Regions from separate parts of the Homo sapiens genome. Here region 2 is linked to region 1. Evidence: chromatin loops called from intact Hi-C (ENCODE). Cell type or tissue: CD14-positive monocyte. All regions are shown on one strand. Each heading gives the region's core, and the rest is flanking DNA. Links, peaks and the distances in the headings are about the cores only. Region 1 has its middle 80 kb from the start of HECTD1. Region 2 overlaps HECTD1 (HECT domain E3 ubiquitin protein ligase 1).

The links. A loop is a pair of places that touch in the nucleus more often than their neighbours do. Peaks named below come from ENCODE experiments on the same cell type or tissue, not always from the same donor. Only the 100,000 strongest peaks of a DNase experiment are listed, where the experiment ranks them.
Region 2: it touches region 1 in a loop (2.2-fold over the local background); 17 of 110 quality-filtered maps call a loop at or near these places.

The regions. Positions count from the first base shown.
Region 1 is chr14:31,285,867-31,288,781 of GRCh38, forward strand. It overlaps the pseudogene NARS1P1. Among named protein-coding and RNA genes, the nearest start is that of HECTD1, 80 kb to the left of the region's middle. In CD14-positive monocyte, for the core only: CTCF peaks have their summits at 1,083 and 1,284; no DNase peak of the experiment used is centred there.
Region 2 is chr14:31,199,156-31,202,070 of GRCh38, forward strand. All of the region lies in intron 2 of HECTD1 (HECT domain E3 ubiquitin protein ligase 1), which reads right to left. Among named protein-coding and RNA genes, the nearest start is that of HECTD1, 7.2 kb to the right of the region's middle. In CD14-positive monocyte, for the core only: no CTCF peak of the experiment used is centred there; DNase peaks (open chromatin) are centred at 946 and 1,196; H3K27ac peaks cover 995 bases.

The DNA of each region.
Region 1 (2,915 bases), core at 87-2,586:
GGCCAAAATGACAACATTTTAGTATTGTACTTTTTTTCAAGAATATACAGTTATTTCAAATATTTTCAATTTTGCATTAACATTATCATAGTTTAGTGGGTTTTTTAATAGTTCAGTAGTTTGAGGGCTGAATTTTTTCCCTCGTAATGAAAAATCTTATAATAAAGATAAAGGGAATTCTTTAGGATGCTGCAAAAAAGATAATTCTTCTCTTAAAATTAATGTTACAAGACTCTTGGTTGCTGTTGACATCCAGATCAACAGACACATGATGATCTTCGGAGAAAACATGTTCAAACTCTGAAAAGCACGATCCATGGCCACCAGGTGCTTTAGAGATCACTTCTTTGATGGGGGTACTGTGACGTTACTCCTCCAAAAATAGTGCAAATACCAGCAGAAGGTGGTGCTACACTTTTTTTATTTGTTTTATTTTTGAGACAGGGTCTCACTCTGTCACCCAGGCTGGCATGCACTGGTGCAATCATTACTCACTGCAGCCTCCATCTCCCAGGTTCAAGTCATTCTCCCACCTCAGCTTCCTAAGTAGCTTGGACTATGGGCATGTACCACCATGCCTAGCAGATTTTCTTTTTTCAGTAGAGACCAGGTCTCACTATGTTACCCAGACTGGTGTTACACTCTTCAAACGACTATTTGGGGGAAGAGGCTTCTTTTTTTTTTTTTTTTTGAGAGAGAGAGTGTCTTGCTTTGTCACCCAGGCTGTAGTGCAGTGGCGTGATATCAGCCTCCCAGGTTCAAGCGATTCTTGTGCCTCAGACTCCCAAGTAATGGGGATTACAGACATGTGCCACTACACCTGGCTCATTTTTGTGTTTTTAGTAGTGATGGGGTTTTGCCATGTTTTCCAGGCTGGTCTTGAAGCGGGATATTTCCCTGACCTCTTCGTGGGATTGGCAACAGGGGTGCCTCATTTACTCAGCCTATAGCTCTCGACTCCTCATGGGAGGGAGCATGTGAGTGAACAAGGTGGGAACCGGAGTGCACGAGTGCTGGAACCTGCTGTTCACTTTGGTGCCAGCAGGGGCAAACTCCACTCACTTGGACCTGCTGCATTCCTCCCCATGTGGGAGGGAGTGCACAGGTGAGCATGTGCAGGAGCTGGGGTGAGCACTTTTGAGGCCCCATAGCATGACTGGGGAGGTGGTGCCCACAACCCTTGAAGCCCCAGAGGGCATGTTACAGTGCTCTTTTAGCTCTGCTGTCCATGGACAGCTCAGGTGTTAACAGGTCCGTGGGCCCTTTTGTTTCCGCGCCTGTGGTTCCCAAGCTCTTGTCCAGCATCCAGGAAAAATGAGGTCGCACAAACAAATTGAAGGATGGTAAGTGTGGGGGATTTTATTGCTGATGAAGTGGCTCTCAGTGGGAAGGGGAGATTAAAGGGGATGGGGGTAGGTAATCTTCCCCTGAAGTCCAGCTGTCTTTGGCCAGATTCTTCTTCAAAGTTATGTCACCAAGCTGTTACTCTGAAGTTAAGCCACTTCTCTCCGATGTCCAGCTGTAGTCTCCTATGTCCAGCTGCTTCTCCTCTCTGCCGGCTGAGTCTGGGGTATTTATAGGCACAGGATGGGGGGTGGACCATGGATGGTTTAGGAAAAGGCAACATTTGAGTGGGAAAACAGGGATAGAAGTTCTCACTTTGGGCCATGGCTTTTCCACGAGGGTGGGGCTTCATCAGGGACCTGCTGTTGTCTGCCTAGAGTTTCTCTACCTCCTGTTGTTACCAATCTCAAACTCCTGGGCTCAAGCAATCCACCTGCCTTGGCCTCCCAAAGTGCTGGGATTACAGGAGTGAGCCACTGTGCCCAGCCCATGAAGAGACATTTTTGACTTAGTTCTCTTAGTTGTACCAGGAGACATGCATTCCAGCCCTAGATGTTTTTTTGTATTGCACAGTCATACAGGGCAGAGCATCCAGAATTTGAAGGCACTTGGCTGAATACACTCATGTGGAAGCTGGGTGCCCTTTTCTGACCTTTGAGGGCCTCCTGAACTGATTGGAGGGCTTGGTTTGTGATGTGGTAGTCTTTAAGTCACTGGCAATGAATATATAACCTGAACCCTTACTTTAAGCCCACCAAACGGCCTTTTAAACAGATGCTATGGTGTGGCTAAAACACAATATAAAGAAAAGATATGGAACTTCCTGGGAATTTGGAGAAAAAGTCCCAAAAGCTCCTGAGACTGATGACAACACCATTAATGAACCAATCTTGCTGTGTTGATTTCCTGTGATCAAGTCCTTCTATATGCACTGACATCCTGAGCATTCCTGTCTTACTGAATCTGTCAGTGTGTTGATGCTGAATGTTGGTGAGACTGTGGGAGGATCAATGCATATCTGGGATAATGAAGAAATGCCTGCAGGTTTATAAAAAGGAAGGGATTGACCCTACTCCCTATTACTGGAATACAGATCAGAGAAAATATGGTATATGTCATCATGGAGGATATGACTTGGGCCTAGAATGATTCTTCTTAAAAAATTATGTTTTTAAGATAGGGTCTCACTTGGTAGCTCAGGCTGCAGTGCAGTGGCACAATTATAGCTTACTGTAACTTCAAACTCCTCAGCTCAGGAGATCCTCTCGCCTTGGCCTCCCAAATTGCTGTGATTACAAGTGTGAGCCACTGTGTCCAGCCCTTGGGATGATTCTTCTCTTGGATTCTGAAGTTATCACATCTAAGATGCATGCTTATACCATTGATTTGTCCAGTGCTGCAGGCCATAACTGATTACTTCTGAAGCATAAAAGAAACAATATGGTTCAGGAAAGAAACAGGCTGCCTCTTTAAAAATAAACAAAAACAAAAAACCCCCAAATATAAAAAGCCAGAATCTTCCCTTTCTTGTTCCACTGGGGTAAAACTGTTTCCATTTTCTCTTTTTTATT
Region 2 (2,915 bases), core at 163-2,662, 87 kb before region 1:
TTCTTCCCTTTCCCAAATACATCTGTGGATGATTTTTTCATATATTTCAATCAAAATAACATAATGCAACAAACTGAATGCAGAAGCAGATATGAGAATCCAGCTATCTTCCATTAAGGCAGACTTTAAGGAGATTTGCAAAAATGTAAATTAATGCCTCTATTCTCCCAAAATGTTTTCTTTTAAAAAAGTTATTTTTCACAAAAAAATTTTAACATGTAAGGGGTTTATTATTATAATTTTTTTTTTTTTTTTTGAGACAGAGTCTTGCTCTGTCGCCCAGGCTGGAGTGCAGTGGGGCGATCTCGGCTCACTGCAAGCTCCGCCTCCTGGGTTCTGACCTGAGGTCAGGAGTTCAAGATCAGCCTGGCCAACATGGTGAAACTCCGTCTCTACTAAAACTACAAAAATTAGCTGGACACGGTGGCGCACACCTGTAATCCCAGCTACTAGGGAGGCTGATGCTGGAGAATCACTTGAACCCAGGAGGCAGAGGTTGCAGTGAGCCAAGATTGTGCCACTGCACTCCAGCCTGGGTGACAGAGCAAGACTCCATCTCAAAAAAAAAAAAAAAAAAAAAAAAACAACTTCCCAGTTTCATTCTGAATATGGCAAATAGCAGTAAGCATACTAACATAAACAAAAGTTCTTCAGGATCCACAATAATTTTTAAGAGCTTAAGGAAGTCCTGAGACCATAGAGTTTAAGCATCACTGCCCTAGATCTCAATCACATCCCATGGCCACAATTAACCTCCACAGGTGCTTGACTCTAAAATTTTTCTCTAATCCAGGCTTCACCTCCAATTTCCATTTATACAACTGCTTACTTAATATCTCCACTGAGATGTCTCAAAAGTACCTCATACTCAACATATCCAAACCCAAACTCATGATCTCAATCTCTCAAACATGGTCCTCTTTCCAGTGTTCTCTCTCAGTGAGTGGCATCATCATCCATTGTAACCTGAGTCATCCACGACACTTCCTTCTCCCTCTCTCATATTTAATCATTCGACAAATCCTGACTATCTTGCCTTCCAAATCTCTCTCAAATATATTCAACTTTCTACTTTTATCACAAAACCCTCTATCTCTCTGGATCATAGCCTCCTATCAAGTCTACAAGCATTTGTTTGTTTTGTTCCCACTTCCTATCTCTCCTTACTCATCCTTCCTAGCTCTAGGAAAAACCACTTCCCCTTTCTTGGCCAGGCACGGTGGCTCACGCCTGTAATCCCAGCACTCTGGAAGGCCAAGGCGGGAGGATCACTTAAGCTCAGGAGTTCTAGATCAGCCTGGGGAACCTAGTGAGACCTTGTCTCCATCTAATTTAAAAAAAAAAAAAAAAAAAAAAGGTCACACCTGTAATCCCAGCACTTTGGGAGGCCAAGGCGGGCGGATCACTTGAGGTCAGGAATTCGAGACCAGCCTGGCCAACATAGTGAAACCCGATCTCTACTTAAAAATACAAAAAGTAGCCAGGCATGGTGGCGTGTGCATGTAATTCCAGTTACTGGGGCGGCTGAGGCAGGAGAATCACTTGAACCTGGGAGGTGGAGGTTGCAGTGAGCTCAGATCACGCTATTACACTCCAGCATGGGTGACAGAGCAAGACTCTTGTCTTGAAAAAAAAAAAAAGAAAAACCACTTCCCCAAAGACCACTCTGCCCATCCCCACCTCTCCAGGTCTTGTCCCTGCTTCATGCTGTCACAGTACCCTGAGCTTTTCCTTCATGACATTTAACACAGTTTGTAACCACATTTTTTCCCCACAATTATCTGTTTTCCCTATTAGACTATTAGGCACATAAGGTGCTGTATTTGTTTTGGTCATCACCATATCTTTCCAAGACCTAACATAAAGTAGACAATTTAAAGTTAAAAAACTTGTTCCTGTACAGGTATTTTTTTACCTTTTAGTGTAAACATATCAAAAAAGATTTTTTTACCACTGTGTTCAATAACTTTGGAATCCAGACTCAAAACAATGTTCCTTGGATATCTCTTGAAGGATACACTAGGAAATGATTAACAGTGGTTTCCTCTGGGAAGAGGAACCAAGTAACCAGGAGACAGGAAAGGGAAGACAACGGACTTTTTACTGTATATCCTTTTGTGCCCTCAAAATTAAGTGACATCATTATTTTTTAAATAAAGCCTACTAGCACCTAAAAGCATCTTCTGAGATGCTCAATTTCCAGAGGACATAACTTTCAAATTATATTCAGATTTAGTAGCAAGATCTAGAAATGCCCATAATACATATTTATAACATTAATACATATGATGATCACCTATTTTGATGTGAATACAAAATGCTCATTAGCTAATAACTCATATTACTATTACTTACTTTTTTTTTTTTTTTTGGAGGCACGGTCTCACTCTGTCACCGAGGCTGGAGTGCAATGGCACAATCTTGGTTCACTGCAACCTCCGGCTCCCAGGTTCAAGAGATTCTCCTGCCTCAGCCTCCCAAGTAGCTGGGATTACAGGCACATGCCACAGTGCTCAGCTAAATTTTGTATTTTTAGTTGAGATGGGGTTTCACCATGTTTGCCAGGCTGGTCTTGAACTCCTGACCTCAAGTGATCTGCCCACTTCAGCCTCCCAAAGTGCTGGGATTACAGGCATGAGCCACCGCACCCGGCCATGTTTACATTACTACATTTTAGAACTCGATACATCAGGTAAAAGCAAAAACGAATCTTGAACGTGTTTTACTTTCTGGAGCATTACCTTGATAAGTTCAGGCATTAATAAGAAGCACTGACACATCATAGAAGAAGTTATATTCGTTGAACTTCAGAAAGACACTGTCAAAATGGGTACAAACAGTGGAGAGCCGGCCGGGCGCGGTGGCTCACGCCTGTAATTCCGGCACTTTGGGAGGCTGAGATGGGTGGATCACAA